3 separate regions of the Homo sapiens genome follow, and regions 2 and 3 are each linked to region 1. Evidence: chromatin loops called from intact Hi-C (ENCODE). Cell type or tissue: heart left ventricle. All regions are shown on one strand. Each heading gives the region's core, and the rest is flanking DNA. Links, peaks and the distances in the headings are about the cores only.

Region 1 (10,189 bases), core at 1,262-9,261:
CGACATGGTGAAACCCCTGTCTCTACCAAAAATACAAAAAATTAGCCAGGTGTGGTCGTGGGCACCTGTAATCCCAGCTATTCAGAAGGCTGAGGCAGGAGAATCACTGGACCCGGGAGGCAGAGGTTGCGGTGAGCTAAGATCACACCATTGCACCTCAGCCTGAGCAGCAAGAGTGAATCTCCGTCTCAATAATAATAATAATAATAATAATAGTAATAATAATAATCGAAAGGGATCTGAAATGTGCAGGTTACTCAGCATCTGCCCATGGACTTTATTTTAGTTTCCTCCACAAATGAAGCCTGACGTCAGGATTTGGGTGCCGGTGGTTTAAATGGGAGGAGATCCCAGGGAACAGAAGTGATGGAGTAGGAAGAGTAAGACAGCGAAGAGAGAAAAGCCAATAACTTATGCTCTGTTGAACCAGTTAGAAGTATGAACACTGAGAATCAAGCCCACTGGGAAACTTCTGAGGAAATGTCAATAGCATACCTGTATTCATCCATTTTCACGCTGCTGACAAAGATATACCCAAGACTGGGTAATTTATAAAGAAAAAGAAGTTTAATGGACTCACAGTTCCACATGGTTGGGGAGTCCTTACAATCATGGTGGAAGGCAAAAGGCATGTCTTACATGGCGGCAGACAAGAGAGAATGACAGCCAAGCAAAAGGGGAAGCCCCTTGTAAAATCATCAGATCTCGTGAGACTTACTACCGTGAGAACAGTATGGGGGAAACCACCCCCCATGATTCAATTATCTCCCACCAGGTCCCTCCCATAACACATGGGAATTATGGGAGCTACAATTCAAGATGAGATTTGGGTGGGGACACAGCCAAACCATATAAATACTTCAGAATTGTCCCACCAAAGCACAGGGACACAGAGGCTCTCGTCCACCAGTTCTCATCTCCCAATGACTGGAGGTTGCCCTCAGAGGTCATTGCACCTCTGCTTGGCTGTGCCGATTTCCTTGGCCTCAGAGAAGGAATGGAGGCAGAAAATCAGGTAGGTGGCATAGCACTTGGGCAGGGAGTCTGTTAACATGCATGAAAGTATCCACAGCCTGTTGTGCTGAGGGCTTGTGTGTAGCCCTTCCTTTGCTGTTCTTTAGACTACCAGTGCTTTTGAATGCTTCCTCATACTTTTGTCTTGTCTCCTCACCTGGATTTCACACACCTTAAAGGTTAGACTGTTGGCTAGTCTAAGGTATATCATACAGTCCCTTGGAATTACATAGTGACTTATACATTTGTTGGTTATTTTTCATTTTTGACAAAGTGGTAATTATGGTTCTGCAGAAAAGGAAGAAAGACATGTTTAAGTGCTTTGAAATTTATACCTACCTGACCTTGCCTTTTGTTGCCCAGGGCACTGAATTTGCCTTCATCCCTGCATTTGTACATCCCAGAAAAGGAAGCCACACAGAACTTATCAGCCCTGGGCCAGATATCCAGGTGAACATTAGCTATAGAAATGCATTGAGCTAAAGAGTTGGAAGTCATGAAATAAAATCTCTGCTATCTGCAGATAATGTCCAAGGTTACAGCTCCTTCTGAACTGCTTTGTTAAGGGGATAAAGGATAGACAGTGAGGGTCCTGATTATATCATCTAAGCTGGTTTTGCGGTCACCATAATAACTTCCCTGGGAAGAAAGCTGGTGGTTCTACTATTTGGAAGGAAAGACTGTGTTTCAGTGCCAAGGCTTGACTCTGGCTAATCAAGACAGTGCTGCTGTGTATGACTGTGTAGACTGCACTGCATAGCTCCTGGGTGCACAATTCCCAGAGTGGTGTGATATGCGGACCCATAGATAAGGATCTCAGATGGAAGCTCCTCAAATGGGAAAGGATTGAGAAAGGAGAGCACTGGGGGGTGTCTATGCTCATTGAATGCTGATGATGCACTTGTCCCTCTCCCCCAGGCTTGGTCCTGAGGAAGATAGTGAAGGCTGGGAATCCGTGTCTGGGAAGTCATCAGCCTACCTTACACTAGTGAGTTAGTGATAATAGTCATAGCATCTACTCTGTACGAGGCTCTATGCTAAACACTTCACATGAGTAATCTCATTTAATCTTTACAAAAGCCCATTTGATAGATGAAAAAACTGAATTAAAATAGGAAATGAAGAGGGCATTAGACTAAGAGAAAGGTGATCCAGCACTTACTCACCACTTAGGTCTTCTTGTCAGCACTATTCAAATTGTGCTCCATAGAACCCTGTAGTCCACAAACTGTTTGTTACCAGTTCATGAGGAGAGCAGTACCTAATTGAAAGCAGGCATTTAGAAACCTTTATAGCAGTTTTACATTCAAGTGCATTAGGGAACCTGTCTCACTGAACAAGGGATAGACCAGTTCAGGTGCTGGCCATGAGCTGTGTGGCAGCAGGACCATGCTACAGTGTGTGGTACTTTAAGGTTAGTCGGTCAACTGAAAGCCAAAGGCATGTAAAAATCTGAGAAAACAAAAGCATTTATTTCTTTTGATATTTTGTTGTTTTTACTTATTACATATAATGTTTTTGTAAAAACTAATTTTTTTTAGTTTATAATTTTAAAATCTTCAGTTTTCTGGGTGGAACCAGGGAGAGTGTTGAAGAGAAGAAAAAGAAGGCTCCTGCTGTGCCAGAAACCTTTAAGTAAAAGTGAAGGCATTTTGCAGAGCTGAAGATCAAGTGCCAGAGAAAAAAGTTTGCCCAAAGGATGCTTCGAAAGGAAGGAAGGAAGCTTATCTATGAAGAAGCTAAACACTATCACTAGGAATATAGACAGATGTATAGAACTGAGATATGAATGGCTAGAATGGCAAGAAAAGCTGGCAACTTCTGTGTACCTGCAGAACCCAAATTGGCATTGATCATTAGGATCAGAGGTCTCAGTGGTGGCAGCCCAAGGGTCCGAAAGGTGTGGCAGCTTCTTTGCCTTGTCAGATCTTCATCAGAAACTTTGTTAAGTTCAACAGTGCTTCAATTTACATGCTGAGGATTGTAGAACCATATATTGCATGAGAGTCTCCGAACCTGAATTCAGTAAATGAACTAGTCTCCAAGTGTGGTTACAGCAAAATCAATATGAAGCAAATTGTCTTGACAGATAACACTTTGATGGCTTGATCTCTTGGTAAATATGGAATCATCTGTGCAGAGGATCTGATTCATGAGGTCTGTGCTGTTGGAAAATGCTTCAAAGAAGCAAATAACTTCCTCAGGCCTTTCAAATTATCTTCTCCATGAGGAGGAATGAAGGAAAAGACCACCTATTTTGTAGAAGGTGGAGATGCTGGCAACAGGGACAACCAGATCAAAAAGCTCCTTAGAAGGATGAACTATGGTGTGTGCCACAATTATTTCTGTAATCTGATCAGTTAATAAACAGTGATTGCTTTCAAATTGAAAAAATAAATAACAAAAATATTAGCTAAATTAGGAAGCAGACTTTCATAATAATTTTTAACTGTAATTTAGAGGTGACAAAGCAAACTTCACTAGACTTGTTTTCATCAAGAAAAGACACACCTTTGCTAATGCACAGCAGCACCAATAGTAAAACAGATGATGTCTATGGAAGTGATTCCAAGGAAATTAAACTACTACGAAAAGAGTTTGTACTAGTTTTACTCAGAAGTATAATTCCTCACATATTGAGTTCAGTTTTGTAGCCATAATTGACACTAATATTCTAAAACTATAGTATGTTATTTGTAGAGATATGCTAGCTAATAAAGCTCATAAGACCATCAACCTTATGTAGCATTTACATAGAAAACAAAAGAAGTAAATTCAAAACCTAAAGAATACCTTGAAAGAATGTTGAATTTAAAAAACTCATAAGAACAGATGTTCAATATTTCACATATAAACATTAGTAATGTATGAGCATCTTATAAAGCAGCATTTGGGGATGCGAAAATTTAAAAAAGAAGACTTTAGCACAAGACTGTATCAAAGATCTTTGAAATTATGGGTGACTGTGGCAAATAAAGTAACTCAAATGTCGTTTTTCATAACTAGACGAATTCAGTAACTAGCTAATGACATGGCAGATTAACTCACAGATACACGGCTAGCAAAGTCGTTTTCATTGCAAGTTATTGAATGCCCACATACTGCTAAAATGACAATTAATGTAGTATATATGCAATTCAAACATAGTGGAAGAATTTTTTTCAGTTTCATTGATGACAAGCACAACTAGTCCTAAATGTATAAAACTATAAAGGATTACACTGTCAAGGAATGTGGTTTAAGACTGCTGTAGGAAGATGCTTTAATGTGCAGCTTCATTGACAGAAAAGCATACTAAGTTTGAAGAATGTAAATCAATGCACTGCTTTTTTTAATCAGGAAAGTTTTACAATGAAAAAATGTTAGCTGAATTAAACAGTGTCTAGTTGTGTAGTTACATAGCAAAAAAATAGTTATGCAAAGGATAATGCATGAAATTCGAGATTATTCTCTTTATTATAATATGTGTTCATATGGAAGCTGATCATAAACAACTGTTGTAGGTGAGATACGATGCTTACTGAAGAGAAAAGTACTATTAGGAATGTTTGACTGTGAAACAAACTCTTAGTGTTCCTAGAAAGTAAAACAAACATCTTTATAAGGTCCCAATGTGGTTTGGGACAATAGGCATGCTTCTTTGTGTGATATTTTTGGCATTTTAAATGCTTTTACTACTTCTAAGCAGGGAGAAAAAATGCAGCATGATTTTCAATGGCAAAGAAGATTGAAGGGCAAAAATGACAGAAGCTTGGAAGAACAGAATATCCAGAGACTGTTACAACATGCCCCATAGTTTAGCAACAATTATCAGTGATGTTAGTGATAATCTTGATATTGCATATCTGTAAAATGTTATGGTCAAACAAGTTATGGGACATTTACATTTTATTTCCATCAAAAGAAGATTCGTGCATGGGAAATTCATAGATCCATAATCTGTTGCTTTCATTGAAAGACAATTTAACTCTACAGGATAAACTGTTGGAACTGGCAATTGAATAATTGACGAATTTTGAAAATACAGAATCATTTGCTTCATTTTGAATAAAAGTGAAAGATGGAAATCCTGAGCTTCCTAAAATTGTCTTAAAATCTCTTTTTCCTTTCCCGTTAACAAAGCTCTGTGAGACTGGTTCTCCACTAACCTCTTATTAAAACAAAATATAGAAGCCAGGTGCTGTGGTACGTGCCTGCAGTCCTTCCTAGCTACAGGCAGGGGATGGGGGTGGCGGAGGGGGGCAGTCCTGAGGCGGGAGGATCGCTTGAGCCCAGGAGGCTTCAGTGAGCTATGATCTTGCCACTGCACTCCAGCCTCAGTGACACAGTGAGATCCCATTTCTAAAATAAATAAATAAGTAAACAAATAAATAAAATAATTATTCTTTATTAAATTACAACAACAACAACAACAAAAATAGAAGCAATCTCATCACACATTCTACTTTGCAAGTAGCATTATAGTCCATTCTGGCTGGGTTAGATAGGTTGGCAAGCCATAACTTGTGTATTTGTCCATTAAGAATGCTCAATATTTATATGCATGGTGTTCATTCAAAGTAGAGAAACACTATTTTACTCAAAATTTTTCATTTAGTTATAATTGCAGAACAACAAAAATTATAAATGCAATAGCAATTTATATATTAATCATATAATACACACATTCAATAAACATGTACAGATTTTGCAATTATTTTTCCCGTTATGTTTATTCTGATTATATTTATTGAAATGCAATTTTGTCTGTTGAATATGATAATAAAATTTGGTTCAATTTTGTATATCTTTGTTTTTTAATGTAATGTGTCCAGTATTAATAATTCATTTTTATTGTACAATGGATTGGTTTGCAGATTAAAATTCTTTTAAAAACTGGTTCTTCGCCAGCCAATTTGAGAAGCACTGTTCTACAGGTCAACTTTATCTGTAAAGTGAGGATGAACTGCCAACTTTGGAGCAATCACAATTTTGGATTATATAAAGTCCAGCGAGTTATCAGAAAAAAAGGGGCCATGTTCAACATCAGCAGGAAAGGCGAATGGTTATTCTGAGTGTCACATCTTCATCTTTACCACTAGAGGGCGGTGAAGAAGTTCTTGTAATTGTGGGATGCATCACAAAGCCAAAATTGCTTGTAAACCGAGAAATTGAAGCACGCAGGAAAAAAATAAAACACAGAGTAAGATCAATTACCCAGTGAACATTTGTTGGTCGCCAATACTGTCCTGTAACACACTAAGACTCAATACAGAGGTCAAAACCCAGGGTCTATTTGTAGCTAAAATTCAAAATAGTAGGTAAAATTGGGATGGACACAAGATTAAAGAGATAGCTTTGCATGATGAAGAGTCCTGGAGATTAGTTGCATAATAACATCAACATACGTTTAAAAATGCTTAAGATGGTAAATTTTGTGTTATGTGTATTTTGCCACAATTTACGGGGGTGGGAGGAAGAGAAAGAGAGAGAGATTGCTTCTTTAGCCTGGCGTGGGCAGGAACTGTCTATACCCAACCAACAGCTCTAGCTCACAAGACGTGGAGAGGAGAGGTGGAGGTACACAGGCCAATGCATCACAGGGGTTGTGGAGCCTTTGCCGTGGGACCCACACTCACACACACACATGCACTTTTATTCTTAGTTCTGCCACATATCTTAGCCCATCACTCTGCCCCAGTTTTTCAACCCCTGAAAAGCTTAGGGAGCTCGTTTGCATAATCAGTTCATTCATTCATTCATTCATGTATTTGCTTAATGTTAACTGAGCACCTACTCTGTTCCAGGCATCCTGTGAGGTGCTGGGGTACAGCTATGATAAGACAGACAACCTCTGCCCTCAACGTGTTTACAGAGAATTGCCTTTTCTAGTTGAGGCCTTGAAGGGTCCTAGGAACTGTTTTTATCTCAAGTCAGCATCTCCTTCAATCAGTGACAAGTAGGCCATTTGGAGCCGCTGTCTCTAAAGTATTCTCTTGAAACCGTAGGAAGACAAGGACACAAGAGGGAGAATAACCACAGAACCACAAAGGGATCCAAGGTTGCCTTGACAACAGGATCAGAGGAAATAGCCAAGCCCTTGAGGTGCCAGGACTGGACTCTGAGCCTGGGCCGACTGTCCATTCAATGTCACCTTTTGACTTTGACAGGACTTCACTGAAGTGAGTCTTTGAAATCCAAAGGAAGAGAGGCCCACGCACTGAGGAACTCATCCCACGTCCATCCCAGCCTTGTTCTGATTCTGGAGGAACACAGGATGTCCTCACTCCAAAGGCTGCCAGAGACTGCTGGAGGCCGCACAGGAAAATAGGCAAGAGTCTGGCTTATGATTCTAACAAGCTTCAGTTAAACTCGGGCTGGGCCTCAGAGTCGCTGTGTAACAACATATGTCTGTCTGAGCCTCAGTTTCTCTATTTGTAAAGTAGAAATAATACTAATAGTATATAGCACCTCAGGGAATGTTATGAGGATGAAATTACATAATAAATGTGAAGTTCTTAGCACAGTGCCTGGCACACAATAAGCACACACTTAATGTTGTTTAAAAAAAAAAAAAGCTGAGCTGGACTCCATCTTTTCAAATGAGAGAACTGAGGCCCAGCAGCTTAGTAATAGTGGAAAGTTGATGAATTGTGGAATTATACCCAGTTTTGGCTCTCCCAGTAGACTTTGGGAAACTCACTTAGTCTCTCTAAACCTCCGTTTTCTCATCTGTGAAACGGAACAACCAGGTTGTTCTGAGGACTACCTGAGTTATGTTAAGCACCTGGCACCAGAACCTGGCATATTGCATTGTCCAGTAAAATGTTCATTTTTTTGTTCCTCTCTGTGGTTGTCCAGAGTCAAACTTGGTTCTAACTTTAAAATTGCAGCCCTCAAGGAGTTCATGCTCACCTTCACAATGCAAGCTTGGAAGTCAAGCAGCTCTCAACTCAAATCCAGTTCCTGACCTTGGGCACATTACTTAGCTTTTTTCTTTCTGCTGCAGTTTCCTAGTCTGTAAAATGAAGATCATAATAGTACCTCCTTCCCAGTGCTGGCATGAGGATTATGTTTTCTTTTGAAGTGTCCCATAAATGTTTATTATTATGTCCTGCAATCATGGCCCTAATCAAGAGGCTCTCAAGTAGATAAGTAGTATGCTTATATTTTGGTTTATTTGTGTACTAGGCTGTTATCAGAGCTGGGATTCACAGAGTTAGACAAGACTCCTGCTCTTGAGCTGCCCACAGTCTAGGAGAAGAGACTTAAGCAATAGCCTCATGACTGTGGTCAAGGGCTTTGATGAGATGCTGGGTGGCCAGTGGTTAAGAATACAGATTCTGGAGCCAGACAGCTGAAGTTTGACCTCAGTCCTGCCACTCTGTGATCTTGTGCAAGATATACTTAACCTCTCTGTGCCTCTATAAAATAAGGATAGCAATAGCACTTGGTTCATAGGGCTATTAGGGAAAGTTCAGTGGTTTCATATCTGCTTAGAACAGGGCCTGGCACATAGTAAGCACTCTATGCAGGCTCCTTCAATGAATAAAAGCTTACATACAGGCCGGATTCGGTGGCTCATGCCTGTAATCCCAGCACTTTGGGAGGCCGAGGCGGGCGGATCACTAGGTCAGGAGATCGAGACCACCCTGGCTAACACGGTGAAACCCCATCTCTACTAAAAATACAGAAAAATTAGCCAGGCGTGGTGACGGGCACCTGTAGTCCCAGTTACTCTGGAGGCTGAGGCAGAAGAATGGCGTGAACCTGGCAGGCAGAGCTTGCAGTGAGCCAAGATCACACCACTGCACTCCAGCCTGGGCGACAGAGCGAGACTCCATCTCAATAAATAAATAAATAAATAAATAAATAAATAAATAAATAAAATAAAAGCTTACATACAAATGACATTGGTAGCATTCAGAGGAGAGAGTATAGTTCTAGAGGAGGAAGTAAGGAAACCCATAAGAAATTGAGTACAGTTTCTATACCTCAGTCCCCCTGGATTTCACTCAAAATATTTCCACCAGCAAAACCTGGAAGGGATCGTGAAGAGTTTTGTGTCAGAGACTCATGGTCTGCAGATAAGGAAACTCAGGCCAGAGAAAGTGGCTTGCCCAGGTGAGGTGGGCAGAATAATAATCCCCCAAATGTCCACACCCTAATTCCTAGAACCTATGAATATGAAACCTTACATGACAAAACTGATTCAGTTCAGGATTTTGAGATGGGGAGATTATCCTGGATCATCTGGAGTGGCCCAGCGTAATCACAAGAGTCCTGATAAGGGAAAGAAGAAGACAGGGGAGTTGGGAAAATAGAGGTGACGACAGAAGCAGAGGTTGGAGTGACACAGGCCAGTGAGCCAAGGCACATGAGTGACCAATGCCTTTGCTTGTACCACATCTCCTTCCTCCGGGGTGCCCTTCCTTTGATCTGAGCTCTCATTTCCTGCTATTTGTCCCAAGGACCAAATTTCCTACTTTGAGCCTTGATAAAATGCTCTTCTCCCCAGTCCACCAATGCTACTAACAGTTATCTCTGGCTGATGGAATTGTGGGAGATTTCAGTTTTTTCCTTTTGGCTTATCAAACATTTTCCATATTCAGTAATTAACGTGATGTATCACCTTGCAGTTGAAAATTATCTATAAAAATAATTAAAAGGAAGTGAGCATTTGGTGATATCTAGTTTGTGCCTGGACTTTTCCATACGTTATCTCATTTACTCTTTAAAACAGCTGTGTGAGTTAGGTGTTATGGTGCCCATTTTATTTGTGGAGAAACTGACACAGACTTTTAGGTAACTTGCCCAAAGTCACATAGTAAGTACTGGAGCCATGATTTCCAACCAATGTCATCTGACCACCCTCTTTTTACTATACCACTAGCCTCCCTCTAAATAATTCCCACGTCCCTTTGTGGTCTTTCTACGTTCTGAGCAACCTTTTGCTTATGCAGTGGTCTCAACTTGCCTCATCCATCAGGAGAGAACAGTAGTGCAGCAGCAGTAATCTTGTTGCTGCTGGACTCAAGGAATTGGCTTATAAACTAACACATTCATTTCCTGTTTCATTATTCCCATTCTTGTTGATTACTTAGAATAAATTGGTCTCTCAGGATCTGATTAGGGCTGTAGGAACTGGTGGATTAACATAGAGCCAGACCCGAGGCCATGCTTGTGGGCTCCGGCT
Region 2 (10,189 bases), core at 1,430-9,429, 89 kb after region 1:
GGGGCCTCTCTTTTTCTGTCTCTCCTTTTAATGGAGCCTGCATTTTCCTGTTTTGCAACCGCCAACCTGTTCATGGTGGGAAGAAAGGAAACTTCTTATCTCTACTCCTAAGCTCTCTACTCCTCCAGCAAGTGGCCTACTTCCCATTGCCCTGGTATGGCTAATCGACACCCACAAACAGGCCTCAGGCTGGCACAGGCAGGGGTACAGAATAGACAGTTCTGTGTCCCTGGTCCTGGTGGAGTGGGTTTACGGACCTGACCATTGCCCTGTCTCTTGGCTTCCGACCTGTGTACACTGTCTTGACTGCCAGAGTCCTAGTATCTGTGGAGGCAGCCACTCCCTCACCTGGCCCCTGCTTTCCACCCCACTGGCTTTGTGCCCTGGGGTGGGCGTCATGTGCTTCCTGGTCTACAAAATGGGGGTGATAACTCCCACAACACCTATACAGGTGTGCTTACACTTAAAAAGTACGGTTACAGGCCAGGTGTAGTGGTTAATGCCTGCAATCCCTTGGGAGGCCAAGGTGGGAGGATTGCTTGAGCTCAGGAGTTTGAGACCAACCTGGGCAACACGGCGGAATCCCGTCTCTACCAAAAATACAAAAATAAAAATTACCAGGCGTGGAGACGTGTGCCTGTATTTCCAGCTACTCGGGAGGCTAAGGTAGGAGGATCACTTGAACCTAGGAGTGGGAGGTTGCAGTGAGCTAAGATCAAGCCACTGTACTTCAGCCTGGGTGACAGAGCAAGACTCTGCCTCAAAAAAAAAATATTGTAAGGTGTCATGAGACTGGCAACGATGAAACATTTGGACCATGCCTATGCTGACATTGTGAAGGGCATGCCCTCAGAGTCAGCTGGCGGTGGGGGTCAGGGTGAATTAATCCAACTGTTCCCAAGAGCAATTTGTCAGTATTTGTGAAAACAAAAATTGTTATTTATCTTTTGAACCATTAATTCCACTTCTAGGAATTTGTGCAATGAAAATACCAAAGACTACATATGGGGAGGTTGTCTGTGACATTCCTTACAGTGGTTAATCCCGGAAGCCATCTAAATGCCCACTTTCCTCTCTAACACAGCTATTCTATGGTATACTAGGTACCCACTAAAAAGAATGAGATTGTGATCCATGGACTGATATGACATGATCTTCAAGAAATATTTTTGTGTGTGTGAAAAAGGGTACAAGACAGTATATATGTGATCTTATCTTTATGTTTAAAAATAGGATGTAATTGTGTGTGTGTGTGTGTGTGTGTGTGTGTGTGTGTGTGTGTGTGTGTGTGTGTGCTGAGAATATTTCTGGAAAAAGAATGTGTAGAAAACAGAATTTTTTCCAGGGAGGGAGGGCAGAGGTGGAGGGAGAATTATTTTTCACTGTGTGCTCTTGCACTTGAAATTTTTATGCGTTTGTGTAATTTAAACACAATTTTGGAATATAAAAAGTATGTAAGCTACTTCCATTCTAATTACTGGCAAGTTTTTATTTCTAGAATGCTTCTATGTCACAGAGAGTGGCTCTGAGAATGACCTTTGAAGAATGGGAAGATGACACAGGCTTCAGAGGACCAAAGTAGGATGTGGGCTCCACAGAGTCGGCCGCCACTTGCTACCTCTGGAGGCTGCCTGTAGTCTTAAGCCCAGGAAAGGCAGTCTCCCCAGCCCCTGTCACTGCTACCTGTGGCCGCATCTAGCCCCCAGCACCTCCTCCTCAGGCCCCATCTCTGGAGGGGCCATCACTCATAATTCAGTGGGTGTCAGGCTCGGTGCTAAGTGCTTCAGGTGCGTTAGGTTGAAGGTCTTTGCCTCTCACCTCCCTGCACCTCACAGCTGGCGCAGTGGTCCAGGCCACCACAGCTTCCTTGGAACTGCTTGCCCCCTTTGAGCCATTCCCAGCCGCCAGAGTGATCTTTCTAGGCCATAAGGCATAATGGTCATTGCCCTACCTGAAACCCTCCTAGCCCGTCGCTGTTAGGATCCAATCCAAGCCCATTACTGTGGCTACGAGGCTGTCTTCCTTGCCTCTCCCACCTCTCCTCATCTGCTCTGCTCCAACTGTACTGATTGCCCTGTTCCTCGAAGAGAACAAACACATTCCTGCACCAGGACCTTTGCGTTCGCTGTTCCCCTAGCATGACGCCCGTTCCCCAAGACCTCCCTGAGCTGTGTCTCATGGTTCAGTTCTCAGCTCAGTGTCACCTTTCAGAGAGGCCTCTCTGACTACTCTAGGTAAAGAGAAGCCTCCCTCCCCTGAATCCACCTATCCCTCCGTCCCACACCACCAGGATGCATTTTCTTCATGGCATTTCTCAGTCTTGGCGATTGCCTTGTTGATTTGTTTGGGCTCTGAGCCCTCTCCATTGAATGTCAATGCCCTGAGCACATGGGCCTTTTTGGTATCGATCATCTGTGGAGCATAACGTCAGCACCGCAGGTGTTTACTAAGTGAATGGATGCAGTACATGCATTGCAAGTGCCACATGTTGCTGGAATCTTTGCTGCTTACTCTCTGTGTGGCCTCAGGAAAATCACATTTTCTGCAGCTGTGCAGTGGGGCAGGCTGGGAGTACCAGGGCAAAATAGAGAGCGGCTCCTGAATGGAGCTTTTTGTTTGTTCTAGAAGTCTATCATTCTGAAGAAGTTGTACGGAAACATGTACTCTGATTTTCCAGCTGGGGCTGTTTTCTGCCCACCTTCCTGCTCTGGGAAGCAGCGCAAGTTCCTGGGAGATGCTCCCTGGAGTCGGGGGAAGGGGTTGGCCTGGAAAATAGCCCAATGCCTAGCGGGAAAGGGAGGGTGTAAATGCGGGAAAGGGGTTCCTCTGGGAGAGTTGAACTGTCTCCTGAAATAGAGTGTGGAAAGAAAGACTGGATCAAAGTACACAGACTTTAGGGAGGTTAGTGCAGCTGAAACCCTCCACACAATGCTTGACGCTCATGTCAACACAGCACATGTAAAGGAACGGTCGCAGTGATTATTATTAATTATTGCTGTTACTGAACTGTGTCCATTTCTATAAAGGAAACGGACTATCTCAAGTTGTGCCTTTTCACAATTCTCTGCCTCATTTCAGCATCATAACAGTCCTTTGGGGCAGGTACCCTTGTTATCATAGAATTGAGGAAACCCAGCCACGGAGAGGGTGTCTTGCTCAGGTTCACACATAACTGCAGAACTGGGATTCAAATGTGGTTGGGCTCTTCCTGCTAGAATTTTGAAGTGTCTTGAAATTTCCCAGGATTCTTTATTTTTGTTAGGCAGTGCCTGTTTCCTTGAGGTTCCCAGCAGTTAAAATAACCATTAAGAAATGACAGGAGACCACAGACTTGGTTAGGAAGGAACAGGGCTGGGAAGAAGTAGGGGCACCCTTGCCTGGCTCTCCAGGAGAATCTGACCCCACAGGGGGCTACCTGGGAAGGGACAGAACCAGGGCCAAATCCTGAGGACCTCTCTTCAGCTATGAGGCCAAGTGGCTACATCTCCCTTCTGGCCTGAGAGGCTCTAGAGGGGCAGTGAACTTCTGGATGGGTCTCAGCAACAACAGAGGAAACACAGCTCCCACTCGGGCCCTATCCTCACCCTCAGGGTTGGAGCCTGGCCTCAAATCCTGATCTTCCAGGTGCCGAGCCACCTTGAGCGAAAGCAGCAGGTGTAAAAAACGCCTGACTCAGAACGGAACCTGGAGCCACCTGCCCAAGATGCCTGGGGCGGGGACCTGTCTCTTGCCCTGCCACTATGGGGATGACATCCTCCACCCTCACTCTCTCCCTTCCCCAGAATGGCACCTATGGTGTCACCATTACCACAGGCGTTTTGGGGTGGGCACTTGGGGTCAAGCCCCTTGCTCAAAGGATGACACGAAGTCTCTAATACCTTTGTGGGCCTTTATCTACTCAAGGTTGTGTGGGGGTGAATAAGCTGTTCCAGGGATGTGTTCCAGGGGCTGCAAGAAGGTGGGGAAGGCACAGGAAGAAGCAAAGATGGAACTGGAGAAAGGGTCCCAGCGTGGCCTGGGATCAGGACCTCGAGAACAGGTGGGGAAACCTGGAGGGAAAAATGGAACTGATCAGGTGCATTTCAATTGGGCCGTGGTATTTTAGGCAACACCTCTGCTGGAGAGGTTGTTGCCTGCAAAACCGGATGAAGGCAGTGCTGTCAGGGCTTGGTGCTCCGTGAACAGCCACCTGGGGTCTGCACGTGTCTTCTGCCTCCACCCACCCCCGCTCAAACCCCCTTCCCAGCACCTCCCTCTCTGCAAGGTTCCGGAGTGGCCACCCACAGAGCAGCTCTGGGCTGGGCGCTGAGTCATGAGGCTGTGGTGCCTGCCAGGGGGCGAGGGTGGCAGATGGCTTCATGTGGGCGTGAGTGAGGAGGGGGGCAGATGGGAGGGGCAGTGACCCTGGGCCCAGCAGAGATCCAGGGAAGTGGCCTGGGAGGTAGGTCCCCAACTCTTCCTTCCCCCCGTCTTCACAGCCATTTTCCAGGGATGCCCATTCCTGCTGGGGTAGCCAGCTGTGACCAGGTCAGTGTGGAAAGTGAGCCCTGGGAGACCTGAGGCCTGAGGCCCTGGGCTTCCGCTTGACCTGGCTGGGTCAGCCGTGGGAGGCAGAGCCTGGCTCTGTTTATCCAGGCCGGACACTTCCGGAGCAGATGGGCGCCTGTCAGAGCCACCAGCCAGGAACTGGGCTGACGTCCTCTCATTGCCAAGTGGCAGGTGACTCGAGGGCCTGGAGGGAACATGGGTTTGGTTTGCCTGTTTATTAGGGAACTCTCTCTCTGAGCTGGGAGCTGCCTGCACAGCTGAGTGAGCACAGGGCAGACTCTTTGACCCAAAGGGACCTGGCCCTTTCAGGCGCTGAGTGCTGGGGACTCTGTGGGGGCTCCAGGGTCTCCCCAGAAGCCATGGCTGAGCTCTGCTTTTTGCCACCCCTACCTTGGTGTATGCATTTCCTGGGGTTCCTGTGACAAAGTACCACTAACCAAGTGAGTGGCTTAAAACAGAGATGTCTTCTCTCACAGTTCTGGGGCCAGCATTGAACGCAAGGTGTCAGCAAGTCTCCTGCCAGAGGTCCTGACGGAGGGGCTGTTCCAGGCCATGCTCCTGGCTTCCGGTGGTTGCCGGCAACCCTGTGCATTCCCTGCTTGTAGAGGTATCACTCCTGTCTCTGCCTCCATCTTCACTGGCGTTCTCCCCTCGGTGTCTTCTGCATCCGTTCTCCTCTCTCTCTCTCTCTCTCTCTCTCTTTTTTTTTTTTTTTAGATAGAGTCTCGCTCTATCGCCCAGGCTGAAGTGCAGTGGCATGATCTCGGCTCACTGCAACCTCCGCCTCCCGGGTTCAAATGATTCTCCTGTCTCGGCCTCCCAAGTAGCTGGGACTACAGGCGCCCGCCCCCATGCCTGGCTAATTTTTTGTATTTTTAGTAGAGACGAGGTTTCACTGTGTTAGCCAGGATGGTCTTGATCTCCTGACCTCATGATGCACCCACCTTGGCCTCCCAAAGTGCTGGGATTACAGGTGTGAGCCACCGTGTCGGGCATCTCCTCTCTTCTTATAAGGACTCCAGTCATACTGGATTAAGGGCCCACCCCACTCAGTATAACCTCAAATTAATCACATCTGCAATGCCCTATTTCCACATGAGGTCACATTCTGAGGTTTGGGGAAGGACATGAATGTTGGGGGGATACTGTTCCACCCAGGACACTTGGGTTGCCCATCTGCCTCATTCTTTCTCTCATCTTCAGCTTTTCCTCCCTCTTGCTCTGCCATTTAGAGAGAGGACACCCTGTACCCGGGCCTGAGCTTTTGGGGAAGGTGAGGCCACCATTTTCCCAAGAGCTGGCTGACTCCCAAGCATTCGACTGTAAATTAGAAAACCCATTAAGACGCAATCAATGTACAACTTGGTTTTTATCCTGTACAGAGTATCAGAGGCCTTTGGGAATCGAAAGGAAAGCTCTGAACTCCCGCCCAGGGTAAATGTACATGCAAACACGCACAGCTCTCAGTGGTGACACAGCCCTTCCAATGCCCATTTGTCCTGGGACTCCAGAGAGGGCCTTCTCCGGGCCAAGGAATTTCTGTCTGGAGCAAAAGGAGGCCCCAGTGCTTCAGCACTGTGCTGCCTGTGAGGTCAGGGGTTGCCATGCTGGGCGAGGACTGGGAAGGGTTTCCTTAAATCAGACCAGCGTCAGTGTTTGTGTGTGCAGTCATAGGGTAGGCAATGGAAAGCGGGTGGTGGAGGTATTCAGGAAAAGGGTGGGGTGCTCTGCTGTGGTGTTAAAATGTTTTTTTTCTTGCCCCTGTAACCACCGCCCTCCAGATATTGTTGAAAAGAGGCCCAGAGCCTGATGCTGGATCTCCGGGCATTTAAAGCAGAGGTTCTCAGATGTGTTATTAAAGGGAGGAAGTAGGGAGTTGCCCAGCATAACCTCCTCCCATTAGCCTCTTTATGTAAAAGCACCCAGACTCTGTCCTTTTGTGTGTACATATAAATGTCCCCAAAGGTCCTGAAGGGTAAACATCAAGCAGGTACCAGTGGCTGCTTCTGGACAGGATCTAGCATTGAGGGCATCAAGGAAGGACTTTTCCTTGTTGCTACCTCTGTTTTGGTGTGGCTTGAATGTTTCCAATGAAAGTGGATTCAAGTGATAATTGTGTGTTAAATTAAAATCTTCTCAAAGAAAGGCTCTTGATGTTCTGGGAGTTTCAGATCCCTTCAAGAAGTTCCTGAAAACCACGGTCTATCTCTCCCCACTGCACCTGCTCACCACGAGCATCCCCAGCCCGAGGGAGGGGCAGGCCCCAGGCCCTGAAGCAGACCAGCTCCTTCTTCCGGAGAAGCCCACCTGCTGCCACCAGCCAGGCCACGGGGATGCTCCTTTTCCCCTCTCCCCACTCCACACCCAGGCACCCAGAAAATTCTAGCTGAATTGTTCTCCCGACCAGTGGTTCCCAGGCGGATGGCATCAGAATCAATTGGGGGCTCGTTGAAATGGTGTGTTGGACCACCCCTTTACTTTTCTAAGATTTACTTTTCTAATAAGCGTCCAGGTATCTGATATGATGGATCCTCCCACCTCACTTTCAGAACCAATGATCTAGGTGAAGGGCATTAACTGTGCCTTCCGAGGTTCACCTGGAATCCAGAGAGGGGTTCCAGCTGGGAACAAGGTTCATTCCTCTCCTGTGTGGAGGCGAGGAGAGGAGCATCCATGGGAACCACCTGGGGACAGGGAAGAGGGAAAATCCTTCTCTTAGGAGTGAGGCTGATGAGATGCTTTGCACTGGAAGACTGTGATTGCCTCAATGAGAAGGTACCCGGGAGGCCCCCCAGTCACCTCCTACTCCTCAGGGACTGGAGGGTTGAGAGGCGTGAGCAGGTCCTTTCAAGTCCCTCTCACCAGGTGTTGGCCTGCCTGGGACTCTGAGCTCTGACCCTTCCGTGCCCCCTCAGCCTCTCCTCACCCCTCACCATTTTTTTTTCTTTTTCTTAGAGACTGGGTCTCACTCTGTTGCCCAGGCTGGAGTTCAGTGGTATGATCACAGCTTACTGTGGGCTAGCAAGGCTGTGGCTGGAGGTTGGGAAGGCAGGGGCAGGACCCTCCAGTCCCTCGGCTTCCCCATGACTCCTTTCCAACCTCTGTAGTTCTCAGGCATTAATACACAATCTCACCTCACACCTCAAGGGACTGGATTGAACAGACTAGGTGCCCCTGGCACCTGGCTAAGCAACTGGTGTGGAATTGGCACCCAGTAAATGTTTACTGAAGGAAAGAAAGGTGGAATTCCAAAGTGTGAAGAAAGGAAAGGTTTCTGCAGTACTTTTCCACTCCATTCCCTTTCTGCATCTTGCCCTCCAGCAAATCCCAGTTGTGTGGGTTCAAAGGGACTCAGCTGTGGGACTTATCTTTTTTCCCTGCAGTGACTGTGTTTCACCCTGGGGGCATTTTCATCTTAACTGAGCACTCCCAGCCCAGGTGACTTAAACCCCAAGGATGCAATGTCAGGCCTCAGGGCAAGTGAAGTTGTGCAAGGCCAGGATCCAGGAGAGGCAGAGTTCTAGTCCAGACCTCCACCCCCAACTCATGTCAGATCCACCCTGCAGCACTGTGCCTTAGGCCTGCGCAGGTGTCATAAAGATGCAGGTCACTGGGGGAGGGGGACTCACTTTGGAGGGGCCTTGTGTGTGTGCGGTGCTTCTGTGAATGAGCTCAGCTGCTGTGTGGAGCATCTTTGTCTGCCAGACTGCCCTAGGAGTGATGAAATAGGGTCAAAATGCCAAATTCTTCCAGCAGCTTCTGAGATAAGAGCCCCTGCCAAATTGAGGGGGTGGCAGAGTTGGCGAGTCTGGGCCTGAGAGAGAGAAAGAGAGGGAGCCTGTCCATTAGAAAACTCATTGAGGAATCAGCCCGATCCTCCCTTTCCCCCAATTTCTTTCACCTGCTGGGGGGGCAGGTGGTGGTGGGGAGTGACTTGTGGAGGGGACAGGGACACCTGGAGCAGCTCTGGATCCCTGTTAACCCCTCAACGCCCAACTGCCAACAGTCACTAGGGACTTCTGATGAACAAATCCAATAACCCCTTCTCAGGCCTCTCTCTTCCTCCATCTCTGCAGATGTCTGCACTGGGGTGAGTCCTTTCCTTCCTCTAATGATTGACAAGCACTCATGCAGTGCATGCTCTGTGCCAGGCACTGTGCCAGCTCTTGGATACAAAGGGAATGAGCCCCAGCTCCTATTCAAGGAGCTTCCAGGGTGTGGAGAGAGCAAGGTGGCAACTGGCAGTTTCAGCACAGCAGACTGTGAGTGCAGTGGCTGGAGAATTTTAGGAAGGAAGCAACTCTGAGAACTCTCTTCCACATTCACCCTGGGCATTCTGTCTCTCTTCTCCCAATAGCTGATACCAGTTTATGTTTGTTGAGCTCTGGGCACTCAGATAAGAGCTCAATATGTGTTCTCCATCCTCACTACAACACAGCACAGGTATACACTGTGAACCCATTTCACAGAGAAAGAAACTGAGGGAGAGTGGCTCAGGAGCTTTCCCCAGGCCACACACATCTTCCGCCCCTTGAATGCCCTTCACTCCTAACTCTACCACTGTGGCAAGATTCCTGCTTACCAAGGTTCTGGTCTCCATTCTCTGTCTTCTTTCTTGTCACCCCTCCATGATCTCATGTCCTCCCACACACTCAGCTGCCACCTCCTGTGTCTGGGTCAGAGGCTTCTGCACCCTCCAGACCTGCACACACACTTCCTGCCAGCCTGCTGAGCAGCTCCACGTGGGCACCCTTCCAGCACCTCAACCCTGCTGTGTCCAAGCCCACCATCTCTTCCATACTTCTCTGTGACTATGCATGGTGCCCCCTGCTCCCGGTTACCCAGGTGCCAAGACATCTCTCTTCTGCCCCAATCTGGAACACACAGCAGACAGAAGGTACAAGGGGAGACCACTCTGAATTCTTTTGGTTCCAAGTGACAGAAAAGTTCTATTCAGACTGCCTTGATCAATAACAGATAGTTTTGAGTAGAGCTGGGCTCAGACACAGCTAAATTCGGTGGTTCAAATGGTTCTACCTACTCTTGGTCTTTTAGCTCACCTTATATTGGTTTCACATTTAGTTCCCACAGGGTGGCAGAATGGCTATCAGTTCATACCCCATTAAGGATAAGCAGAAGAGACCGCCCTTCTTTTCCTGGTAAATCCTACACAAGTCCCGGGATTTGCCCTGTCTGCACCAACTGGAGTCTTGGGACTAGTTGCTGAGGTTAGAAGGATTCAGTTCTCTGATTGGCCAGGCTGGGTCATGGGCTTCACCAGAACCAAATGGATGGAGAGTAGGAACACTAATAAAGGCTTAAAGATACCCAAAGGCTCTATGAGATATGTCCCTTCCATGCTTGAGGGTGCTGGGGAAGGAGAGAAGAGGCCCAATTTGTCCTGATATTTGTGACCATTACTAGGTGAGATACATACCCAGAAGCTCTAAAGGTTGAACCTTAGAATCCACAGTTAAGACAGAGCGGGGTTTGAGCCTTAATTCCACTAATGTGTTAGTCAGGATGGGCTAGTAGACTCATGGTGATAGATAACCCTAAAAATTGTGATGAACACAGTAACCATTTGTTTCTTCCACATGCCCCATGCCCCATGCAGGACAGTGGGGGCTCTGCTCCACAT
Region 3 (10,189 bases), core at 1,499-9,498, 190 kb after region 1:
ATCATGCTAAAAAATCTCTCTCCTTTTTTCTTGTAGACATCAGAGGATGGTGGGAGGGTGGTTTGAAAATGTGGGAGAGGGGGCTGGGCGAGGTTGCTCATGCCTGTGATGCCAACACTTTGGGAGGCCGAGGTGGGCAGATCACCTGAGGTCAGGAGTTGGAGAACAGCCTGGCCAACATGGTGAAACTCCATCTCCACTAAAAATACAAAATTAGCCAGGCATTGTGGTGCACACCTGTAGTCCCAGCTACTTGGGAGGCTGAGGCAGGAGAATAGCTTGAACCTGGGAGGTGGAGGTTACAACGAGTCAAGTTCGCACCACTCAACTCCAGCCTGGGCAGCAAAGCGAGACTGTCTCCAAAAAAAGAAAAGAAAAGAAAAGAAAAGAAAAGAAAAGAAAGAAAGAAAGAAAGAAAGAAAGAAAGAAAGAAAGAAAGAAAGAAAGAAAGAAAGAAAATGTGGGAGAGGAAAGTGGGTTGGAATGGAGAGGCTGGGAGGGGCAGGCAAGGAGTGGCCCATTCCTTCCCATAAGGTTTTCTTTTCTTTTCTTTTCTTTTCTTTTCTTTTTTGAGATGGAGTCTCACTTTGTCGCCCAGGCTGGAGTGCAGTGGCTTGGCTCACTGCAAGCTCTGCTTCCCGTGTTCCCTCCATTCTCCTGCCTCAGCCTCCCGAGTAGCTGGGACTGCAGGAGCCTGCCACCACGCCCGGCTAATTTTTTGTATTTTTAGTAGAGACGGGGTTTCACCGTGTTAGCGAGGACGGTCTCGATCTCCTGACCTCGTGATCCGCCCGCCTTGGCCTCCCAAAGTGCTGGGATTACAGGCGTGAACCACCGCGCCCGGCCCCCATTTGGTTTTCTACCTGGAACCCGGGTGGAGGAGAATCCTTCTGCTGGTTACTGGCAACCACACTCAAATACAATCAGTCATTTGTACAGATTAAACCTGCTGCTCTAAATCACTGTGTGGGCTTAGGATCAGCTTCACTCCATTTCCATGAGGCAGTGGAACCCAGTGGTTAGAAGAACAGGTTCCACCTCTGTGTAGCCTTGGTCAAGTCCCTCAATCTTCGAGCCCCCGGTTTCTCATCTGTAAAGTGGGGATGTTAATATCTTATTAGGTTGCCTGGATGATTGAATTAGATCCTGCATAGGTTGTGCTTTGCTCAGAGCCTGACTTATAGGATGTGCTTCATCAAGGCAAACCTGCTGTTCATTCTTGCTATTGTTGTTATCATTGTTCCTAGCTGCAGATGGTGTTCTTAACCTGGGCCGCCTGTCTTGGAGACATGCCCATTGGGAGAGTGTGGCCAATTCACCAGGGGCCCTCAGCCCCACGCCTGGCAGCCACATCATTCACCAGATGAGCCAGCCGGGCCAGCCTCATGACTGAGGGACAGCTGCCCAGGTGTTAGTAGAGGCTGCATTCCAGTGACATTCCTCCTTGGCAGAAACTTCAAAACTAGAGGGAGACATTACTCAGGCAGGCTGGTAAGGCATTCCAGGCTTTCAGACCTCAGGCTTGCAAGACAAACTTAACCTGATGGTAACATAGAGTGTAATAAGAAGCATCAACTGCACTCCTGCCCATCTTTGGCAGATGGAGTGCTGGAGAGGGCAGTAGAGCATGGAGGCTGATGGGAACCCTCATCCACTCAGGCCTTGCACGAAGCCCTTGAAGACAGAACTCTGGTTCTTTCACGAGAACGACCTAGGGACAGGCTTCCCCTCTTCCATATGCAAAGCTGCTCCCCTCCTGCTCCTTCTCTGCCTTTTGAGGAAGTCACCTGGGGTGGGGGTGGGGACTCAGTTGACCTTTCTGCCTGGTGTCTCTCCTGGTAGAATGCAGACTCTTGGAGCCTCCCTGTTATGATGGGCAGCCACGTAGAGGCTGGATCCTTCAGTTGGGGGACTTTTAGTGGCCCCTGTTGTGGACCTGACCTCACTCTTGGTCTGCAGGTACCCAAATGGGAAGGGCCCTAGGCGAGCTCATGGTGTAAGGGAGAGGGGCAGGCATATAGACAAAGCAGACAAAGTCCATGAATCGGTGGAATAGCATCATGCCTAGGAGCACAAAACCACCCTAAGGTCTAAGGGTCTTGCCACCTAGTAGCTGTGTGGTCACTGGCAAGTCACTGAACCTCTCTGTGCCCCAGCTTCCTGTAAAAATTTTGATAACTGCACCCACCTCATAGGGCAATTTTGTGAGGATTAAATGAGTTAACATGAAAAGAGCCATTTGGAACAGGGCTGGTCTGCAGCCTGTTCTGTCTCTGTGTTAGCTCTCAGCACCAAGTGCTCCAGGTGCCACAGACACGGAGTCAGGTGACCAGGAGGGACTGAAACTAGGAGTGGCAGGGCTGAGGGGTCACTATGGTGGTAAAAAAAAAGACTCCAAAAGGAAGTGGTGCTTAAACCAAGCCTTGAAATCTGAGTTGTTGACAGTGAGTGGGGGAACAGAGGGACAGAGGCTGACCCATGAGGGCAACAGGACATGGTTTGGATTCACCAGAGCCCAAGAGTGAGGTTGGGAGAGAGGGGGCTGGAGAGGGGCACAGGGGCTGATCCCAGAGGTCCATGAAGGCCAGCACGTGCTTAGAAAGGTGGCAGTGGCCCGGGGAGCGTGGCTGGGAGAGGGCAAGAGTGGAGGCAGGAGAACCAATTTGGACAGGAGGTGGCTGTGAGTCCAGAGCAGAGATGAGCGATGGTGAGGGTTGACCTGGGCAGCAAGGCACTCGGGCATTAGAAGGCTCAGGATGAGCGATGGTGAGGGTTGACCTGGGCAGCAAGGCACTCGGGCAATAGGAGGCTCAGGCCTCTGTGGCGCCAAGTGTGGCAGTGAGGCAGAGGGAGGCCTCAGGACGTGGCTCAGTCTGGCTGGTGGGACCCAGGGGATGGGCTACTTTGTTCTCAGAGAGAAGGGGCTGAGAAAAAAGAAAAAGGGGAGGCAATGGACATGCAGTGAGCACCTGTGACGTGCTAGGTGCTAGGACGGATGGTGTTCGCTTAACCCTCAAGCCATCTCTCCAAGGTGAGAATAAAAGTCCTCCCCAAACAGGAAACTGAGGCCCAGAGGGCGTCCGTGACTTGCTGAAATTCACACAGCCTGGAAGCGTGGGCTCCGGCTCTCTGACTTCTAGTTCTTCAGGCTGCCTGTTTATCTTCAGCTGTCTTCAGGCAAACCAGCCTGTGGGAGGACAGCCCCACGCCTTCGCCCGTGTGAGTGTGCCCCAGCAGAAACACTGCTGTTGAGTCAGACGATACAAACCGACATCGCCTCACGTGACTTACAGATATTTTCATTTTTGCTTACTTTTACTCGGCCAAGAACTTCAAAGGAGCATAATTCCTGGAGGATTTGTTCATCGACGTGTCACAGGAGAGCCTATGAGCAGGAAGGAAATGGGCTCAGAGACCAAAACATCTGTCCCCCGTATTTCTTGCCAGATTCCGGAGCTGAGACTCCTGGGGCTCACCTGGAGCCTGGGTTTCCCTCCACTTTGAAGGCTTGACCACCCCCGCATGGGCTGGAGCTTAAGACCATTGACCCAATCCTTCCTTTGGGGTGGGGGAAGGTGTCCACAGGAAGCATTTCCAGCACTGGGAAGGTGCCTCAGTAGCTCGACCCTATAGCAGGGCTCCTGGGAGGAGGAGAACAATTCATCAGTGCCTGCCAGGTGCTACACCGCTTATGTCTCACAGAAACACGAACGTCATTGTCTCTGTGAGGATGAAAAACCAGGGGCTCAGAGATGTTAAATAAACTGGCCCAGGTCACACAGCTAGGACGGCATTGATCCGACATTCCTACAGGTCTCGGGAGCCCCCCTCGGCCCCTCTCCAGTCCAGAGGGAGGCACTTGCTGCGCTTATAAAAGTCTTTACTTGTTTGAAGCCCAGTTCCTCTCAGGTGTTGCTTTTTTCTGTTTCTTTTCTTTTTTTAGGCCTTGGGGGTTGGGATGGGAGACCAAAGGTGGAGTTGTGCTATTTTACACAACTGACTTGGCTTGCACGTCATCTAAACACCAAGTTCCATTCTCAGAGGAAGTGAGAGGTGTCCAATTCGGTCATGCAGAACGCAGCTGGGCTGCTCGAAACGAAACAAAGCGGCTACTCCGAAGGAGGTGTTGTCCCTGGGCCGGTCCAGGTTGAGTCAGAGCAGACGCCACTCCCACGTCAAAAATACCAGGCCACTGTCCCAGGGAGCTGGGCTATTCACTGAGGTCATTTTCACCCCACTTCTGAAATCCACATTAAAGGAAAAAAGAAAAGGGAAGGGAAGGGGAAAAGGAAAGGAAAGGAAGCAGAAACCAGGATGGCGACAAGGAGAGCCACCCAGTCGGAGCAGCACCTGTGCACCTATGTGGGGTGTGCCGGGCACCTGACGGCCGCAGGTCCGGACAGTGCTTGTGCCTATCAGGCCATCTCAGCCTTGGTTATATTCAGGACCCAGGAGTGTATCTATGTTGTGTGGGGCCCAAAGACTTACAATTTGGGACACTCCTTAATAAAAAGAATACAAAAGTATGAAAACAAAATTAAGTACAAAAGTGGGTATTTACCTAGGAGGAGGGGGTGGGGAATCACAGCAAATTGCTGACACCCTACAGATTGGCCCCTTCCTTCAGCAATCTATGTAGGCAGTTTACCAGAAATGCGCACACAGCAATGCTTCCTGTTTGTCACCTGCCTTCCTTTCCCTGCCTAGAACACTCCCAGAGTCTCCCTGCTCTCTTGGGCAACGGAAGCTTGTGTCTCTTCATCTTTATGGTAAGAGCACCTCGGATGAGGCTTCTGAAAGCTGTGGGCTGGTGGACATCACCCAGGGCAGGTGTTCCTAACATTTTTGGGGTCTTGGTTGCCTTTGAGAATTGAATGAGAGTTATGGAACCTCCCCCAGAACAATGTCTACTCAAGTCTACCAAATTTTACCTACAGTTTTAGGGATTCTTAGATTCCCTAAAGCCTATCTGCAGATCCCAGATAGGGAACCGGTTACCTAGTGCGGTCCACTCATTTCACAGATGAGGCAACAAATCCCAAAGGGGTGAGCAACTTGTGCAAGGTCACCCAACTGGACTCGGATCCAGCTCTTGACTGCCTCCTTTTCTCTATTGTAACAGTTATGCCTTCAGCACTGGACAGGGAGTGGGGTCTTCAGGGGAAGGAGACCCCAAGTTAGGTCCCCTCAGAGGGTCTTTCTTATGTCTTTTCGTCTATCCTGGACACATATTTTTGCCTAGTGCAGCTCAGGGAGGGCAGGATGATGGCTTTGAAATACAAACACAGACAGGAAAAAAAGACTCCCACAACATGTGAGTATAAATGCAATAAGAAACATAAAGGAGAGAGAGAGAAAGCAAGAGAAGTTGTAAGCAAATAATATGCAAAGCTCCTGAGAAAGAACTTGGGCTGCTCTGTTTGGTAGCTGGAGACCTGGGGCCTGGGGAAATCCCAGAAAAAGTCAAATCTGATTGGGCCCTAGCTGAGGCCCTGTCCTCTCGCTTCGCTCTCTCCCTTCCTACCCACCTTGGTTTGGGGTCCGCTTGGTGCCCCAAGCTGTGTGCTTTGCAGGTGTGACTGCTTCTTCCTGCACAGCTTCTCCCTCCCCCAGCCTCAGCATCCCCCCCGCCCCGCGACCCCAAAGCTGCACAGCTGTCTGGATGCTTCCTCTGAGCCCCAACAAACTTAGATCTCCTGGTACCACCCCCCCCCCCTTGGCACCTGGCTCTTCTTTTTCATGGCATATAGAATCACTTACAGTTTTGTATTTATTTGTTTCAGGTCCATGTGCTTCTGTGAGACCTTAAGCTCTGTGTGAGCAGGGCCTAGGTCCTTGGTGCCTTTGGCCTGGCATGTGGAGGCTGTCTCCCATCCCTTGCTGATTTAAACAAATGGTGGCATCTGGAGGTTTGGATCAGGGCATAGGAATAAATGCCCGCTGGGCCACTCATTCCTGAAATCCTGTCCAGGCCTGAGTGCAACTGGGAGCTTGCTTAAGCCTTTAGCCTGTAGGCACAAACGGTAGATGAGCAGGTGGTCAGTGCAGTGAATGGGCCCAGATCCTCAGAGCGGAGCCACCAGCCAAGCAGGCGCAGACCTCCAGGGCTCCTCTGTGTATCTTTAAAGTGGGTTCTGGATGCTCCCTCCTTTTCTCAAGAGCCTGTCTCTGAGTTGTGAGGCTCCCTCAAATTCCCAGTTGGCTGGCTCACCAGCGGTCATGCCAGGGGCTGTCAGCCAAGGTCGTGAGTAGATGGCTGAGATGGGCATCCTCTGAGGGCTGCACACATCAGTAATGAGGAAGAAGCTCTGAAACAGCGCCCTCTCCTGTCCGCTGGACTCGCCTCCAGATAATGGAGCTGTCTTGAGGGAACAGCCTGTCGTTCATACTCCGTATTTTCCCTTTCATTCCATTTAGTGTAGGGTAGAGTGTATTCTTTTTCTTTTTTTCAACTTGACACCCATGACTCCGTGACAGATCGCCATCTGTCATGTGTGTGTGACTACCTCCCTACTAAGGGCCAGGGAGCCCTGATCAAGTATTCTTTCTTCTTCCTCTGTTTCTTCTCAGTGTTGGGTTGCTGGGGTGGGGAGGGGAAGGATTTATGTGATAAAGAAGCCTGAGGTACAACCTCAGTTGTACCTCAGTTTCTCTCCTCCCAGGCTTGCTGCCCGGGGAGCAGGGGCTGTAGAAGGAGAGCACTGTTACCAACTGTAGCCAAATTCACCTTAACAGTTTCTCACCCCGCCCTTGTCTCATCCACCCCCCCAGCAACTAGGAGCCAGATCTGACCACAGATACCCAGGGATGGGCGGGGGGGCCAGGGCCAGGTGAGTTCATCCCAGCAGGTGGGTGCCTGCTCCAGCCTGCCCCTTGCTTCCTCTGAAACACACTGCAGCAGAGCAGCCTCCTTCCCTCTCCCAACCTTAGATGAAATAATCAGTATGAAATTTTCTGTCTCCTGACAAGATGCCACATACTTAATTTTCTTGCACCAATCACCTCTGCAGGAAGATAGGAAATAAACTATGATAGGATAATTACACAGCTGAATACAACTGACTGGTGCTCTTGGGGGTGAGGTTGGGGGAGGGGGAGGGTACACCCAGCATTCTCATCCTCTCTAGTTAATCACGATGTGGCTTTCAGCAGAGCCACAGCCTCAGTAGAAGCGAGACGTCCTCATGGCTAAGTGACGAGTCTCTCAGCGTCATGACAGTGCCCAGCAGCCTCCCTCCCTGCCTTACTCAACGCTGACTATGCCTTAGATCACTGCATCGTGGCTTCAGCACTTTGTCTATGTTCCGGAAAAGCCTTTGCTCTGTCATAGCTTCCCTGACCTCCCAAGGCCAGTGCATCAAAACAGTCACCATCCTGAGAATAACGTTTCTGCTCCCAGGTGAGCGGCAGGCATCACACATCAGGGTGTCTGGGGCTGTCAGGAAAATGGTAAGGAAATATGCACGTGGAAAGAAACAGCTGGCACTTTTTACAGAATCTAGCACTGGGTGTTTATTGCGGCAGAGCTCCATACATTCTTGTTGAATGAATTGATGAATACCCAGGGTTCCTAAGGATATGAGCTGCTAAACTGGGGGGACTCTGCACACAGTCTCTGGCATGGATTGCCCAGCATCGAACCTTGGCTCTGCCCCTTGCTAGCTGTGTGAGCTCCAGCATACTTCTTGATCTCTCTGTGTGCCTACTTCCTCACCTCTAAAATGGGGATGATAATAATAATAATTAATAATTAAGCATTGTTATGTGTAAAGCACTTAAAATACTTCCTGGCACACAATGAGCACCGTGTTAAGTGTTTGCTATTGTTAAGACTACAAAAATAGTCACTCCAAGGAATTGAATGTTACTTTTAACCAGGAGCTGTGAATTTCCTTATCTGGTAGGCATTCACCCCTCCCACCCCCACAAGCTCCTGCCCCACGCATGACACCATCTACTGCAGGGATTTGCAGGTTTTACTGTAAAGGGTCAAATAATAAATATTTTAGACTTTGCAGATCACAGTTTCTATCCCAGCCACTCAACTCTGCAGCCATAGTGTGACAACATGTAAATGAGTGAGCAAGGCTATGTTCTAAGAAACCTTTTTTAATACAAAAGCAGGAGGTGGGTCAGATTTAATCCACTTTGTTAATTTCTGACCTATTGCAACTCATTTTACAAAACAACTGCTCAATTCCTACCTCTTCTAAGAGCCTACCTACTTGTACTTTCCCTCCCTGGACTTCAAAATCACTGGGCTTAGAGGGAGCTTAGTACCATGGAAAGAATATGCAAGAAATGTGGATTAAGCTCTGGCCCTGCTGCATGACTTTGAACAAAGCACTTACGATCTCTGGAGCCTCAGTTTACCCATCTGCAAAATAGATTTAAGATTCTTTTGTCTTACTTACCTAATAAGGCAGTTTGAACGTCCAATAGAGAAATGCATACGGATGTGACTTGCAAACTTGAAAGCACTACCCAGTGGAAGTACATCTGCACGGTGTCCCCAGTGCCCAGCCCAGTGCTTGGTACGCAGTCAGTGTTGACTGAACCAAATCCCAATGGTGGTATTAAGTACAGGTTTTTGTATCAGATAAATAGGTAAGTGCCTATGTATCTCCTTGGCTGGATGGAGAACTCGAGGGACACAGGCCTGAGGAGAAAGGACAGCATTTCTGAGGCAGGTTCCCCAGAAAGCTTATCTACTTGAGCTGTAGGTCAGAGTCATATTGCAATGGGTCTGGACTACAATGACAAGACTAAGGCATCTACAAATCTGGGCTTGTTAACTGAGACTATGTGACAGATAACCACAAACTGGGTAACTTAAAGCAATAGAAATTTATTCTTTCAGAGTTCTGGAGACGAGAAGTCTGAAAGCAAGGTGTTGGCATGGACATGCTCCCTCCAAAGGATCTAGGGGAGAATCTATTTCTTGCCTCTTCTGGCTTCTTGTGGTTGCTAGCATTCCTTGACTTATAGCCACATCGCTCCAATCTTTGTTCCATCTCCACGTCGCCTTCTACACTTCTGTCTTTCCCTCTTTCGGTCTCTTAGAGGGACATTTGTTTTTGTTTTAGGACCTGCCTGTGTAATCTAGGATGTCTTATCTCAAGATCCTTGATTTAATTACATACATCTGCAAAGACCCTTTTTCCAAATAAGGTCACATTCACAGGTTTCCAGGATTTGTCGACAGATCTTTTAGGTGCCACTATTAAACCTACCACAGTATCTTATTACTTCTACCTAACTTTTTACCTAAATATTTCCTATGTCATTGAGCAGTCTTCCAAAAGCATTATTATTATTATTTTGAGACAGGTTCTCAGTCTGTCACCGAGGCTGGAGTGTGGTGACATGATCACCACTCACTGCAGCCTCAACCTCCTGGGCTCAGGTGATCCTCCTGCCTCAAACTCCTGAGTATCTGAGACAATAGATACATGCCACCACCTCCAGCTAATTTTTAAAATTATTTGTAAAGACAGGGTCTTGCTATGTTGCCCAGGCTGGTCTTGAACTCCTGGGCTCAAGTGATCCTCCTGACTCAGCCTCCCAAAATACTGGGATTACAGGCATGAGGCTCCACATCCAACCAAAACCACTATTTTCATGGCCAATAACATTCCATGTTGTGGATATATTATAATTAATTCATTTTCCTCTTGTTTGGCAGTTAGGTTGTTCATAGTTTTCACCATTATAAGAAGAATGCATTGCGTGGGCTTTGAAGTCTTATATTCCCAGATCAAATTCTGACTCTGTCATTTACCAAGAATGTGACCTTAGTCAAGTTTCTTTTCTGAGCCTCAGTTTTCTCATTTGTAGAATGGAGATTATAATGCTTGCCTGGTGAGGTAACTTGGAGGATCAGGTGAAAGAAGATATGTAAAGTGGCCAGCGGCAGAATGTTTGGCACAAGTAAGAGCTTAGTAAATTGCAGCCACTCTTGTTTTATTAATATTGATGGCATCTCAGTTCATTTCCTTAGGATGGATTCATAGAAGTGCTGTTCCCAGATCAAGGGGTGTGGACAATTTTAAGGCTCTTGGTTTGTACTGTCAAATTGCTTTCCAGAAAAGCATTAGCAGAGATGCTCAATATTACCTAATCCTACATAATGACTACTATCATGGGCTATGATGATGACCTTAATCCATGGACAAGAACTTCACAAGTT

Evidence for each region. Peaks named below come from ENCODE experiments on the same cell type or tissue, not always from the same donor. Only the 100,000 strongest peaks of a DNase experiment are listed, where the experiment ranks them.
Region 2: a loop joins it to region 1, with 2.4 times the contacts of the local background. A loop is called at or near these places in 5 of 110 quality-filtered maps.
Region 3: a loop joins it to region 1, with 10 times the contacts of the local background. A loop is called at or near these places in 73 of 110 quality-filtered maps.

Annotation. Positions count from the first base shown.
Region 1 is chr10:110,543,262-110,553,450 of GRCh38, reverse strand. It overlaps the pseudogene RPL7P35. Among named protein-coding and RNA genes, the nearest start is that of SMC3, 19 kb to the left of the region's middle. In heart left ventricle, for the core only: CTCF peaks have their summits at 5,890 and 6,097 (motif pointing right); no DNase peak of the experiment used is centred there; H3K27ac peaks cover 1,443 bases.
Region 2 is chr10:110,454,727-110,464,915 of GRCh38, reverse strand. No RefSeq gene overlaps it. Among named protein-coding and RNA genes, the nearest start is that of DUSP5-DT, 37 kb to the left of the region's middle. RefSeq lists enhancers at 3,579-3,628, 3,639-3,698, 3,719-3,798, 3,869-3,958, 3,760-4,959 and 2 more. In heart left ventricle, for the core only: no CTCF peak of the experiment used is centred there; DNase peaks (open chromatin) are centred at 4,323, 4,644 and 6,140; H3K27ac peaks cover 2,097 bases.
Region 3 is chr10:110,350,626-110,360,814 of GRCh38, reverse strand. No RefSeq gene overlaps it. Among named protein-coding and RNA genes, the nearest start is that of SMNDC1, 51 kb to the right of the region's middle. RefSeq lists enhancers at 3,258-3,307, 3,328-3,427, 2,997-4,196, 3,788-4,247, 5,298-5,347 and 1 more. In heart left ventricle, for the core only: a CTCF peak has its summit at 6,321 (motif pointing left); a DNase peak (open chromatin) is centred at 6,294; H3K27me3 peaks cover 304 bases.